Regions from separate parts of the Homo sapiens genome. Here region 2 is linked to region 1. A link is a contact called in ENCODE Hi-C or POLR2A ChIA-PET data. All regions are on one chromosome and are shown on one strand. The core of a region is the stretch at or near the end of the contact, and the rest is flanking DNA. Distances in the headings are between cores, read along the strand shown.

What was found. A loop is a pair of places that touch in the nucleus more often than their neighbours do. ChIA-PET counts read pairs that join two places held with the same protein, here RNA polymerase II (POLR2A). Pooled maps may share reads with other maps.
Region 2: a loop to region 1 is called in a pooled map, with 2.8 times the contacts of the local background. The contact joins two enhancer-like sites. A Hi-C loop is called at or near these places in 5 of 37 single-sample maps with no recorded cell type and 11 of 50 pooled maps. POLR2A ChIA-PET finds 5 or more read pairs at or near these places in 3 of 52 experiments (H1, Panc1 and WTC11).

What each region holds. Positions count from the first base shown.
Region 1 is chr2:25,126,753-25,132,561 of GRCh38, reverse strand. EFR3B (EFR3 homolog B) reads right to left here. Exons shown (of 23, transcript NM_014971.2): 6 at 4,230-4,379; 7 at 2,453-2,587; 8 at 1,932-2,010; 9 at 1,059-1,194; 10 at 651-812. Among named protein-coding and RNA genes, the nearest start is that of POMC, 39 kb to the left of the region's middle. RefSeq lists a silencer at 968-1,262. Within about 2 kb of position 3,427, at least 3 of the 41 ENCODE cell types and tissues checked have a DNase peak (open chromatin) inside an H3K27ac peak, as active enhancers do.
Region 2 is chr2:24,927,802-24,933,295 of GRCh38, reverse strand. No RefSeq gene overlaps it. Among named protein-coding and RNA genes, the nearest start is that of ADCY3, 10 kb to the right of the region's middle. Within about 2 kb of position 2,340, at least 2 of the 41 ENCODE cell types and tissues checked have a DNase peak (open chromatin) inside an H3K27ac peak, as active enhancers do.

The DNA.
Region 1 (5,809 bases), core at 2,178-4,677:
TTTCACTGGCTGCCCTAGGGTAAATCCTCCTCCCACGAACTAAGAGAGAAGAATGGTTCTGCATTCCTAACCTGCCTACTCCAGGCTGAAGGGAAGCTCACATGGCTAGGGCAGGCAGGCTGTGAAAGAGGCTTTATCTAATCTCCGCTCCCAGGAGCACACACATTTTCTCCGCGGCTGGCCCCCTTCCTCATTCTTTTCTCTTAGTCCCCATCTCTCCCTCCTGGAAGCCCTAACCTGGAAGCATCAGGCAGGTCTGATGGTGACTGGGACTAAAGAAGGTTCGCCTGAGACTTCAGATCTGAGACACTCATCTGACTGCTTGCGCTGTCGCTCAGGCCCTGCCCAGCCAGTCCTTTCATTTCCCGACTTCATTCTCTCCGAGGTCCGTGAATAGCATGTGGGTGCTGGACAATCCTACAGGGGCCCGGTTGGATGCCCTTCGCCCCAGTGCGGTCCCTCCCTCTCCAACCCCCATCCCCGGGCCGCCCCCGGTGCCCCGCCCCTTTCCAGGGTCCCTCTTTCCTCCCCTTGGCCCCACCCCGCCCTGCGCCTCAGTCTTGAGCCCCTGGGCCCCGTCCCGTCCCTCCCCTCCCCTCCCCACTCCGCGCCTCGGCCCCGCCCCGCCCCGGCCCGGCCCCGCGCCGCACCCACGGTCTTGATGACGGCCTCCTGGAACATGCGCTCCTCGTGCTCCTTGATGATCTTGGTGCCGAGGCTGACCGCCCCGTCGTAGCTCCCGGTCAGCGCGTAGTCGATGCTGAGCCGCAGCTGCCTCAGCAGCGTGTTGAACATCTCCAGTACTGTGGGCCCTGAGAGCGGTGGGGCGGGACACCCGAGATCCAAGGCTGGCACCCTCCTCCTCTGTGCACCGCGCGCAGGCAGGGCAGGGTCACGCCCCCTTCCAGCCTGGGCTTCCTCTGCGCTCCCAACTTCCTGGCGGACTTCTCCCGAGGAAAACGGACTCCGACCCCTCCCTGTTGTCCCTTGCCTCTCTCTGTAAGAGGCGGCAGCCTCCGCGGGGTCCCCGGCCCTCAGGCCCTAGCCATGCCCCTTACCCACAGAGCCGGTGGCAGCGATGACCGCGGCTTCCGACAAGACTTCCACGATGCCCGCGCGCACCGTCGCAGCGCTGCGGCTGTTGGCGTCCAGGTGGCCCAGGAGCTGCTGGATGACCAGGTGTGAGTGCTGCGGCTGCGGGAGGAAGATGAGCTGGGCCTGGACAGCAACCCCACGGGGTCCCTGGGCTGCGCAGCCCTCTCCTGGCACCCAAAGGCGGGGGTAAACTAAAGGGACGTTCCAAGGCCCCGGGCACTGCAGTTGGCACTGACACCTCGTGCCCTTTACTGGATCCTTCCCTTCTCCCTCCAACAAAGAGCCAAATCCCAGTGGAGGCCTCAGCTGACAGTTTTCCAGGGCCCTTTTACTTCAAAATTGGTCAAAAGACCATTTTAAAATAGGGTCTTCCTTTCATTTCTTCAGGTCTTTCCGGCAAGAGCCACGGGAGGCCACATGGCTTAGTCCAGTGCTGCCTAAAGTGGGGCCCCTGGGCTGGTGCCCATTCAAGATAGGTCTGATATTGGTTTACACTGAGATAAGGATGGGATGGAAAGTCAGTGTTTAGTAAACAATTTGTCAATGCTGTAGCAGCCAAGGGTGTGATCTGTAGGCTTGCATTTTGCATGAGTTTTTTATTTAATTTTTCTAGAAATTATTTGTTTTAATTGTATTTTATAAAAGTATTGGTCTGTGATGTACTGGAAATAAAATCAGCCGGCCCTTCTCCACAGCTAGCTTAAGCAGCACTGGTTTCGGCAACTGGGGGCTTCGGAGGAGTCACAGGGGACTTCTGGCTTTCTATTTTAGCACCCGTCTAGCTTCTAGAGAGGCCTTTGTCCTGGGATCCGGCTGGCCCAGGGGAGCCACCATACCTGAATTGAGTACATGATGATTTTAAAGCAACGGATGGCAAACACCTTGGGTTCCCAAAGAGAATGGTTATCCAGATGGCTGTGAGGGAGAAAACGTGGGGGAACAACTATGAAACTCCCGGCAGTGTTAGGGAGAAGAGATTAGCTTGGAGGCAGAGGGACACCTTCTCAGAGCCCCTCGCACAGTTCCCGGGTGAGGAAGTGAAGCCTGAAGGGCCTTGGGGTAGTCCCAGTCCAGTGCTGGAGAGAGGCCAAGGACAGCGCTCTGCAGTTGTGGATGTGTGTGGTGAAGCTGGGCACCTTTGCTTAGCGTTGGGTGCCTTCCTACTGGCAGCAGTTGGCCACCCTGTGGCAGCTTTTGCTGTCACAGTGCAGGGAACACAGGCACAGGGAAGGGATCGACTCGGCTGCGGCACCACAACTGTAATATCCCCTTCCCCCCAGCCAGCCAGGAGATGCCAGGGACCTGAAACACATCCAGGCTGAAGGCTGGGGCCAAGGCAGTGGGTGGGGGCACTCACATGAGAACAGGCTTGATGGCGTTTTTGATGTTGCCAAAGGCAGCCCGGCCCAGCAGCTCCCGAAGACACCTCTCAGCCAGCTCCGCGGGGCTCTCTTTCTCCTTCTCAGGTGCTTGGAGGGGTGAGGGAGACCGGCTGGGGAGACAGAGGCACATGGGTAGAGGGTGGCATGCAGGCTGGGGTCAGGCTCTGTACAATCCCGGCTTTCCGTGTTTCATCCACACAAGACAAGCAGGAATTTGACATGGGTTGCACTAGGCAATAGGGGAGGCGTCACAGCTGTCAGAAATTAAATGGGGGTAAAGAAGCCCCCACTGGGGGAAGTGGGGGAAGACCGGAGAAGAAAAGATAAAGTTCTTTTTCTGGAAATCCTTAAAGATTTCCAGATGTACCACTGTGGGAAGGATGCTCTGAGCCCCATGGGCCAGGTGAGGTGTAGAACATGTGTGTCTTGATGCACCTAAGACTTCAGAAGGAAAAGGAGATGGGAGATGAAGATAGGAAAGGGAGGCAAAAAACAAAACAGAAGTGGAAGAAAGGAGAGGAAAGAGAGGGAGGGAAAAGGAAAGGCACAGTGGTTGGCTCAGGCAAGAGTCAATGATACTCAAGTCACAGGGAGTGGGCCCACATCTGGACAGAACAGGAGCCGGAGGACTCCCAGCCCAGAGACCACAGCAGCTTGTCAGTGAGATGCTATTCCAGAAACAGCCACCAGATGGCATACGAACCCCACCCCACCCCACGCCCCACCCCACGCCCCGCCCCCGCCCCCGCCCCCGCCCCCGCCCCCGTCGACCCGAGTCTAGCTCTAGTAGCCTGGGATCAACCGACCTAACTAGCCTAGTGCACAGATAGCCCAGGTGGGACAGCAACGTGGGCCTTTCTCCCCATTCCATTTCACCGAGGGGAAAAATGAGGGTGCAGGGACAGGAATGAATCCCATGCTTAGGGGATCCAGGATTAAAACCCAGTATCTGCAAGCTCTTACTGAGTGGCTGCGGGCTGGTCAAGCATGCACGTTTTCAGGGCCTGAAATAGCATCAGGAAGCAACAGAGGAAGGAAGGTCCAGATGGAAAGTCCGCAGTGATCGGAGCCATGAAAGGCATCTTTTTTTTTTTTTTTTTTTTTTTTTTTTTTTTTTTTTTTTTGAGACGGAGTCTCGCTCCGTCGCCCAGGCTGTAAGTGCAGCGGCGCGATCTCGGCTCACTGCAAGTTCTGCCTCCCGGGCTCCCGTTCTCCTGCCTCAGCCTCCCGAGTAGCTGGGACTACAGGCGCCCGCCACCACGCTCAGCTAATTTTTTTGCATTTTTTTTTAGTAGAGACGCGGTTTCATCGTGTTAGCCAGGATGGTCTCGATCTCCTGACCTCGTGATCTGCCCGCCTCAGCCTCCCAAAGTGCTGGGATTACAGGCGTGAGCCACCGCGCCCGGCCCACAAAAGGCATCTTAAAGCCTCCTTGGCCCTGCTTCCAGGGAGACAAAGGTAACCAGACTCTTGGTTCTGTGTGTTATTACCAACAGATTTACCCACCAGGGAGCCCAGCACCAACACTGTCCTCCTTCGGTAACGCACATGTTAAGGGACACTGTGGGCTGGCACAAAGTCAGACCCATGGCTTCTAGGGAGCCAGCTTTGGACTCACTGCAGAACAAGCCACAAAGCCATGTCCCTGGCCTTGTAGCTGAGTTTTACTGACCAACCCAAACCATGTGGTTCCCAAGCAGCCCTTGGAGGGTTGATTATATCTACTGTCCTGCCCCATCCCGGCCTGCTTACCTCTCTGCCTCCTCTACATGCTGTAGATTGAAAAGCAGTGATGGAACGATCTTATCCATGTGCTGTGGGTCCCAGATATTGGCCTGCAGTTCATCATTCACCGTCTTCCTCACCACCCCTTGCAGGCCTTTGATGCCTGACATTCGAATTCTGTAAGGAAAAGGGTGAAGTGGGACTCGGAAGTCCTCTAGCCCTGAGAAGTCCAGCTTCGGTGGCTAAGAGAAGAGCACAGCTTAGGAGTCAGGGATACATTTGTCCATCAGAAGGCAGAATGGAGACCAGCTGCTACTCTCATGAGACCTCCTGGTGCTGGCAGACATGAGCCCAGGAAGCCATGTCTTTTTAATCATCTTGGAGACTCCCAGGCTGCCCTTGCCCTGGTACCATCTGGGCTCCAGCCCTAGGGTGCTGGATGCTCCAGCTCCCCATCTTTAGTACTTAGCTGGGGTTGTTCCAGCTTGGGCCCAAGATGTAAGAGCTCAAAACGCTGCCAAGAACTGATGAAGCAGAATCCGAGGCTGTGAGCAACTTGCGGGGGCAGGGGGAGGCGGATCCAGAGGGAGAGGCACAGAGCTGCAGGCTCTCTGGGCACAAAGGGGTGTCGGCTTGGAGCTAGGGTTAACCAGAGGGGAAACTGAGTAACAGCACAGCAGGAGCCCCTTTTGTACACCCCCAGTCCCTGCTATGTGAACCCAGGGTCAGCACAGCTCTGTGGGAGGGAGCCCTCTTTACTAGCCATTTATTTCAGACTGAAGTTTCTTTCTTTCTTTTTTATAAAACCTTTTTTCTGGTTATAAAATAATACATACTAATCATAGAAAAGTATAGAGAAGAGAAGATTTACCACTACCACCACCACTACCACTGTTATCTTTGTTATCAAACATAACTGTTATTGGCATTTTGATGTAATTCCTTTCTTCTGTGCATAATATATAACAGAATTAAGAACCTATTGCATATTTTATTTGTATTGGCTTTTTTCACATACATTCTATGCATTTTCCTATGTCATTAACTCTTCATAAACATGTTGAATGGTTGCCTGATAGACTATCATAAGACCTTTCTAAACTAGTGACTATTAGTCATTTAAGTTGTTTCCAAATGTTTTGCTTTTTTTTTTTTTTTTTTTTTTTTTGAGGTGGAGTCTGGCTCTGTCGCCCAGGCTGGAGTGCAATGGTGCGATCTTGGCTTACTGCAACCTCTGCCTCCCGGGTTCAAGCAATTCTTCTGCCTTGGCCTCCTGAGTAGCTGGGATTACAGGCATGTGCCACTATGCCCGGCTAATTTTTGTATTTTTAGTAGAGACAGGGTTTCACCGTGTTGGTCAGGCTGGTCTTGAACTCCTGACCTCATGATCTACCCGCCTCAGCCTCCCAAAATGCTGGGATTACAGGTGTGAGCCACCGTGCCTGGCCAAACGTTTCACTTTTATAATAATGCTATGATGGGCATCATTGTATGAAATATTTTACTATGTTTCAAGTCATTGCCATGAGTGGAATCAATGAGTCAAAAGGTAAGAAATAAAAGGCAGCCAGACACAGTGGCTCACACCTGTAACCCCAGCACTTTGG
Region 2 (5,494 bases), core at 1,091-3,590, 200 kb after region 1:
GAACTTCAAAGTGTGACCTTATTTGGAATAGGGTCTTTGCAGATGTGATTAAGGTAAGGACCTTGAGAGGAGATCATCCTGGGTTAAGGCAGGCCCTAAATCCATTGTCAACTCCAAAGAGAAGAGAAGAGGAGAGACAGAGAGGCACACAGAGAAAGGGAGGCTTAGTGAAGCCAGAGGCAGAGCATGGAATCTTAAAGCCCCAAGCAAAGGAGCACCTGAGGCTGCCAGCAGCCACCAGCAGCTGGCAGAGAGGCATGGGCTGGATTCGTCCTCAGAGCCTTCAGAGGGAAACAGCCTTGCCAACACCCAACACACCCCGATTTTGGACCTCTGACCTTCAGAAGCATGAGTGAATAACTTGTTTTAAGCCACCCAGTTTGTGGTAATTTGTTATGCAGCCCTGGGACATGAAGGCAACCATTGAGCTGTTGCAAAAGTGGGACCTGGATTCAAACTGGGGCCTGACTTCAGAGCCCATCCCTATCCGACCTCCTTCCATCTGCCACCTCTGTGTTTCCACCTCTTTACCCTCTCCCGTCCTCTAGGCACACTGAGCGTGTTGTTCTCTGAACACACCATGGCACACGGCCTGTGCCTTTGTCATGCTGCCCTCGACCCAACACGCCCTCCCTCCCCCTCTGTCCACCTGGAAAACTCTCACTCAACTTTTACATCCAGCTCCAACAACTCCTTTTCTGAAAGGTTTTCAGGAGTCTCCTCTGCTGCCCAGGCACATTTAGTAGATCTTCTCCTCAGGAGGGCAGGGTCTCCACAAAAACCTGACCTTTTTAAAAATCTTTGTATCTGCAGTGCTTAATAAAAGCATAAGAAATATTTGATAAATGAATGAATGAATGAATGGCCTCTGTTGCTGAACTGTGAAATAGATTGTAGATCCTTCAACCACATCATTCCCAGCCAAATGAAAAAAGTCACAGAATACAACTGAAAATGTTGAAAACAGGGGTCTCCTTGAGAGTAAGGAAGCAAGAAAAGTGGGGGTACCCTTAACAGCTAAATGTATTTCTCATTAGCTGATCAAATCTTGGTGTAACTTTCTCAATGAAATGTGTTTAACTAGTTCCCTGGTTTATAAAATCTCCTAGGAAAATGACTAGAGTTGGCTTCATTGGGAATCAGACCTGGCCTAGTCATTATCGAGCCACTAGAATAACTAACCTTAGACCTGTCCTATCCAAAGACTGCTTGTTTTAGAGGTAATACATTTTCTCTACTGGTTAAGCCATTTTAAATTGAATATGGGGTAACTTAAGAAAGAAATCATCCCAACAACTGTAATACAACTCAGTCACCTGAAATATTTCTGGTGCAACCTAGACAGACGCCTGAAAACTCTACCATTTGCAATTTATTAAAGAAAAGTTCTGGCCAGGCGCGGTGGCTCACGCCTGTAATCCCAGCACTTTGGGAGCCCGAGGTGGGCAGATCACGAGGTCAGGAGATCGAGACCACGGTGAAACCCTGTCCCTACTAAAAATACAAAAAATCAGCTGGGCGCGGTGGTGGGCGCCTGTAGTCCCAGCTACTCAGGAGGCTGAGGCAGGAGAATGGCGTGAACCCGGGAGGCAGAGCTTGCAGTGAGCCAAGATCGTGCCATTGCACACTCCAGCCTGGGCGACAGAGCGAGACTCAGTCTAAAAAAAAAAAAAAAGAAAAGAAAAGTTCTGCGTGTTAAATTACAAGTTTCACCCTTGAGAGGGACACATCACAAAACTATTAACATTTTAGAATTTATTCATTTATTCCTTCCTCCAAGCATTTATTAATAACCTTTTCTATGCCAGTCACTTGGCTATACTCTGGGATAAGAAATAATGAAGAGTGAGTATCAATTTACAGCTAACATTTAAATCCTCCTTTATATCATTCTCTCTAAAGTTATTTAAATGCAGTTATTTTTAGTTTAAAAGCATGTTTGAATGTAGACTTGATTTAAAAAAAAAAAGATTCCCACTTATAGCTACATTAATGCAAAATTGTGAACAAGAGGAAGGGCCTCCAGCTCTATCCACGTTAATGTGCATGACTTGTTGGGAAGCTCTTAGTGAGAGAAACAAGAAAATATGGACCCCTAGAAAAGCCTGCCCTCGTTCCAGGAAGGTGATAAAAACAGGGGTGCAGACCAAAGCTGAGATGGGCAGGGAGAAGAGAAGCATTGTGCTCACTGTCTGAGGATGTGAGCCCCGGGCTCCTGCTGAAAAGGCAGACAGCCCGAGAACCAGCGAGCAGAGGGTGTGAAGCCAGCAGAAAGGCTGACTCAATGTGAGTGCTTCCTAAAAATAGCAGAGCAGGGTTGTAAGCCTTCCTGTCCAAACAGATGTAAAACTGGCAGGTAGTGTGGGCTGGGCGTGGGGGACTGCGAATGAAAGGAGAGTGGGGGCCTCCTTGACCACAGACCCCAACACTAGGGTTCTGGGTGCACACTCAGCTCTGCCACTTGCTTCCCATTCAGCAGGGGATGGCTGCACGTGGTGCCAGCAGCATCTCAGAATGGGTGACAGACAGAATTGCTAAAACTACTCTGAACCCATTTCACGGAGATGAATTTTAATGGAGTGAAAAAGAAATTTTTTAAATGAAAATTAAAAAGTGTAACATTTTTTTAAGGCCTGATTTTGCCAAAAAAAAAAAAAAAAAACTCAGCACATATTCTACTGAATAGAACACTTTTAGAAAGGTGCCCAGCAGTGCCTGGCATCCCCCATGGGACACAGCAAGATTGGAAAAAGGATGGCAAAGCAGGTGGCTAATTTATTTTCACCACTGCCTGTGCGGGAAACAGCATCTTTTTCAAGAACACAAGAGGGAAAACAATGTCAGCATGAATTATTTAATAGTTATAAAAATTACTATCTGCAAATACTCATGGATATGCTCAGCCCAAAACCTGAATGTGTCTAATGTGAATGTAAGTCAGCCTGAGATTTCATGAGAGGCCTGAGACCCTTGTGGAATGAATACTAGAGAGCATTCTTAGATTTGGACCACTGTCTTCCAGGAGTGATTAGTTTGCATCTTCTCACCGGTTTTCTCCCTCTTTTTTTTTTTTTTTGAGACAGAGTCTCGCTCTGTCACCCAGGATGGAGTGCAGCGGCACGATCTTGGCTCACTGCAACCTCCGCCTCCCAGGTTCAAGTGATTCCTCTGCCTCAGTCTCCCGAGTAGCTGGGATTACAGGCACACACCACCACGCCCAGCTAATTTTTGTATTTTGAGTAGAGACGGGGTTTCGCCATGGTGGCCAGGCTGGTCTCAAACTCCTGACCTTGGTTGATCCACCCGCCTGAGGTGGGAGGTGATCAGCCTCCCACAGTGCTGGGATTACAAGCGTGAGCCACTGTGCCCGGCCCAGTTTTCTCTTGACAGCCTTTCTTTTCCAAACCATCTTTTATCCCAAATCAATCCTCTGGAAGAATGTAGCAGGTCAGGACATGTCATCTACTCAAAAGAATCCTCAACAACTCCTATAAAACACAAAGCCCAAATTTAGATGTTTTAGCTAGGCATTCAAGGCCTTCTGTGATCTTGCCCCTTCCTACCATTCCATATTCCCCAGGGCAGGCTCCAACCCTCCAGGGAGGCCTGTGGCAACCCATATGTCTGTGATGGGGTGAGGAGTTCAAGTCCAAAGTGAAGCATTATCTCAGGCTGTGGCCACACACCTAAGCCCCAGCCTCCAACTCAACTTTCATCCATCTGAAACTGATCTGTTGCGCCCCAACTGCCTGATTTCTGGATCTACTTCCTAAGTGGTTGGGAGCAGGAGCATGAAGAAACGGAATTAAAGACCTAGACTTAACATTCAAATCATTATCACCTCCAGGTGGGGCACTCTCTGGGCTCTGGTCCTGACACAGTGTTTTGAGACAGGAGAGAGGGAAGATGGCAAGAACTGGGGAGACCTGGACACTGAGAGGGGAACAAGGAGAGGGTGCCCTAAATGACCAAGGTGAGCAGAGAAACCTCAGTTTCCACAAATATCAGCCTCACTCTGCTCTGACTTGATAAATAGAATAGCCGGAGCTTGTACTTTTGTTTATAATTTTAAGATATGAAAATGGGTCAGCAATATGGTTTTGTTGTTATTGTTGTTTTTGTTTGTTTGTTTGTGTTTTAGATGGAGTCTCGCTCTGTCGCCCAGGCTGGAGTGCAGTGGCGCAATCTTGGCTCACTGCAAGCTCTGCCTCCCGGGTTCACACCTTTCTCCTGCCTCAGCCTCCCTATTAGCTGGGACTATAGGCGCCCGCCACCACGCCTGGCTAATTTTTTGTATTTTTAGTAGAGACGGGGTTTCACCGTGTTAGCCAGGATGGTCTTGATCTCCTGACCTCGTGATCCACCCATCTCGGCCTCCCAAAGTGCTGGGATTACAGGTATCAGCCACCGCGCCCAGCCGGGTCAGCAGTATGTTAATCAAGCTGGCCTGAGCCCTTCCCGGCCAGGCTGCAGGCCTCCCCTGGGCCAGGGTTGGGTGTTGCCCTGTTGCAGATCTGCTGTCCGGGGCTCCACCTCTCTGACTGGGCTGCTTTCCTGCCTCCCAGGGTGGAGAAGATGTCTCTGGATTTGAACAGATAGGGCTGCTAAGATAAAGGCCCCGCCTCCCCTCCAGTACTGCTGACTCCTCCTGCTTTGTCTTTCCCATGGCCCACCCCTTCTGGTCCACAGTTAAGTTGGCCCCCATCCAAGCAGAGGAGAAGGCATGAGCCCCCCAATTCCTCTAGCAATGACCCAGGATGTCGAGCAGGCCACAGTGTCTAAGTGCCGGGCCTTGGATTCAGAGGTGTGGGTGTAAACATGGGCAGTGCCCTTTGCCAGTTGTGGAACCTTGGGCATGTTAGGAATCTAATCTCAGTGTTTTCATCTGTAAAATGGATATGGCAATTGTACTTACCTCATATGACTGGTGTGCAGATTATATGAGAGAATAAGTAGGCTGGGGCCTAACCAAGGAAAAGCCTGGATGCTAAAGAATTGGGAAGTCAAACAGTCTGAACTGTGTTTCTGGGAGACAATTCCAGTGGCAGCAGAAAGGGGGCTTGGAAAAGTCTTAGAATCCATGAACCTCAGGCATCCATTCAGCTGCTGACTCCAGGTGGTCCCTTGTTCCCAACCAGCCTTCCTGGAACAAGGGATCTGGCCTGTTGCAGCTGAGGGTAACTTGGAAGGGGTGAGGGTGGTGAGGAACCACAGGTGGGAGTTCTTTCTACAGCATTCTCTTGCATTAAAAGATTTCTAGGGTGGCCGGGCATGGTGGCTCACGCCTGTAATCCCAACACTTTGGGAGGCTGAGGCGGGTGGATCACCTGAGGTCAGGAGTTTGAGACCAACCTGGCCAACATGATGAAACCCCATCTCTAATAAAAATACAAAAATTAGCCAGGCATGGTGGCATATGCCTGTAGTCCCAGCTACTCGGGAAGCTGAGGCAGGAGAATCACTTGAACTCAGGAGATGGAGTTTGCAGTGAGCG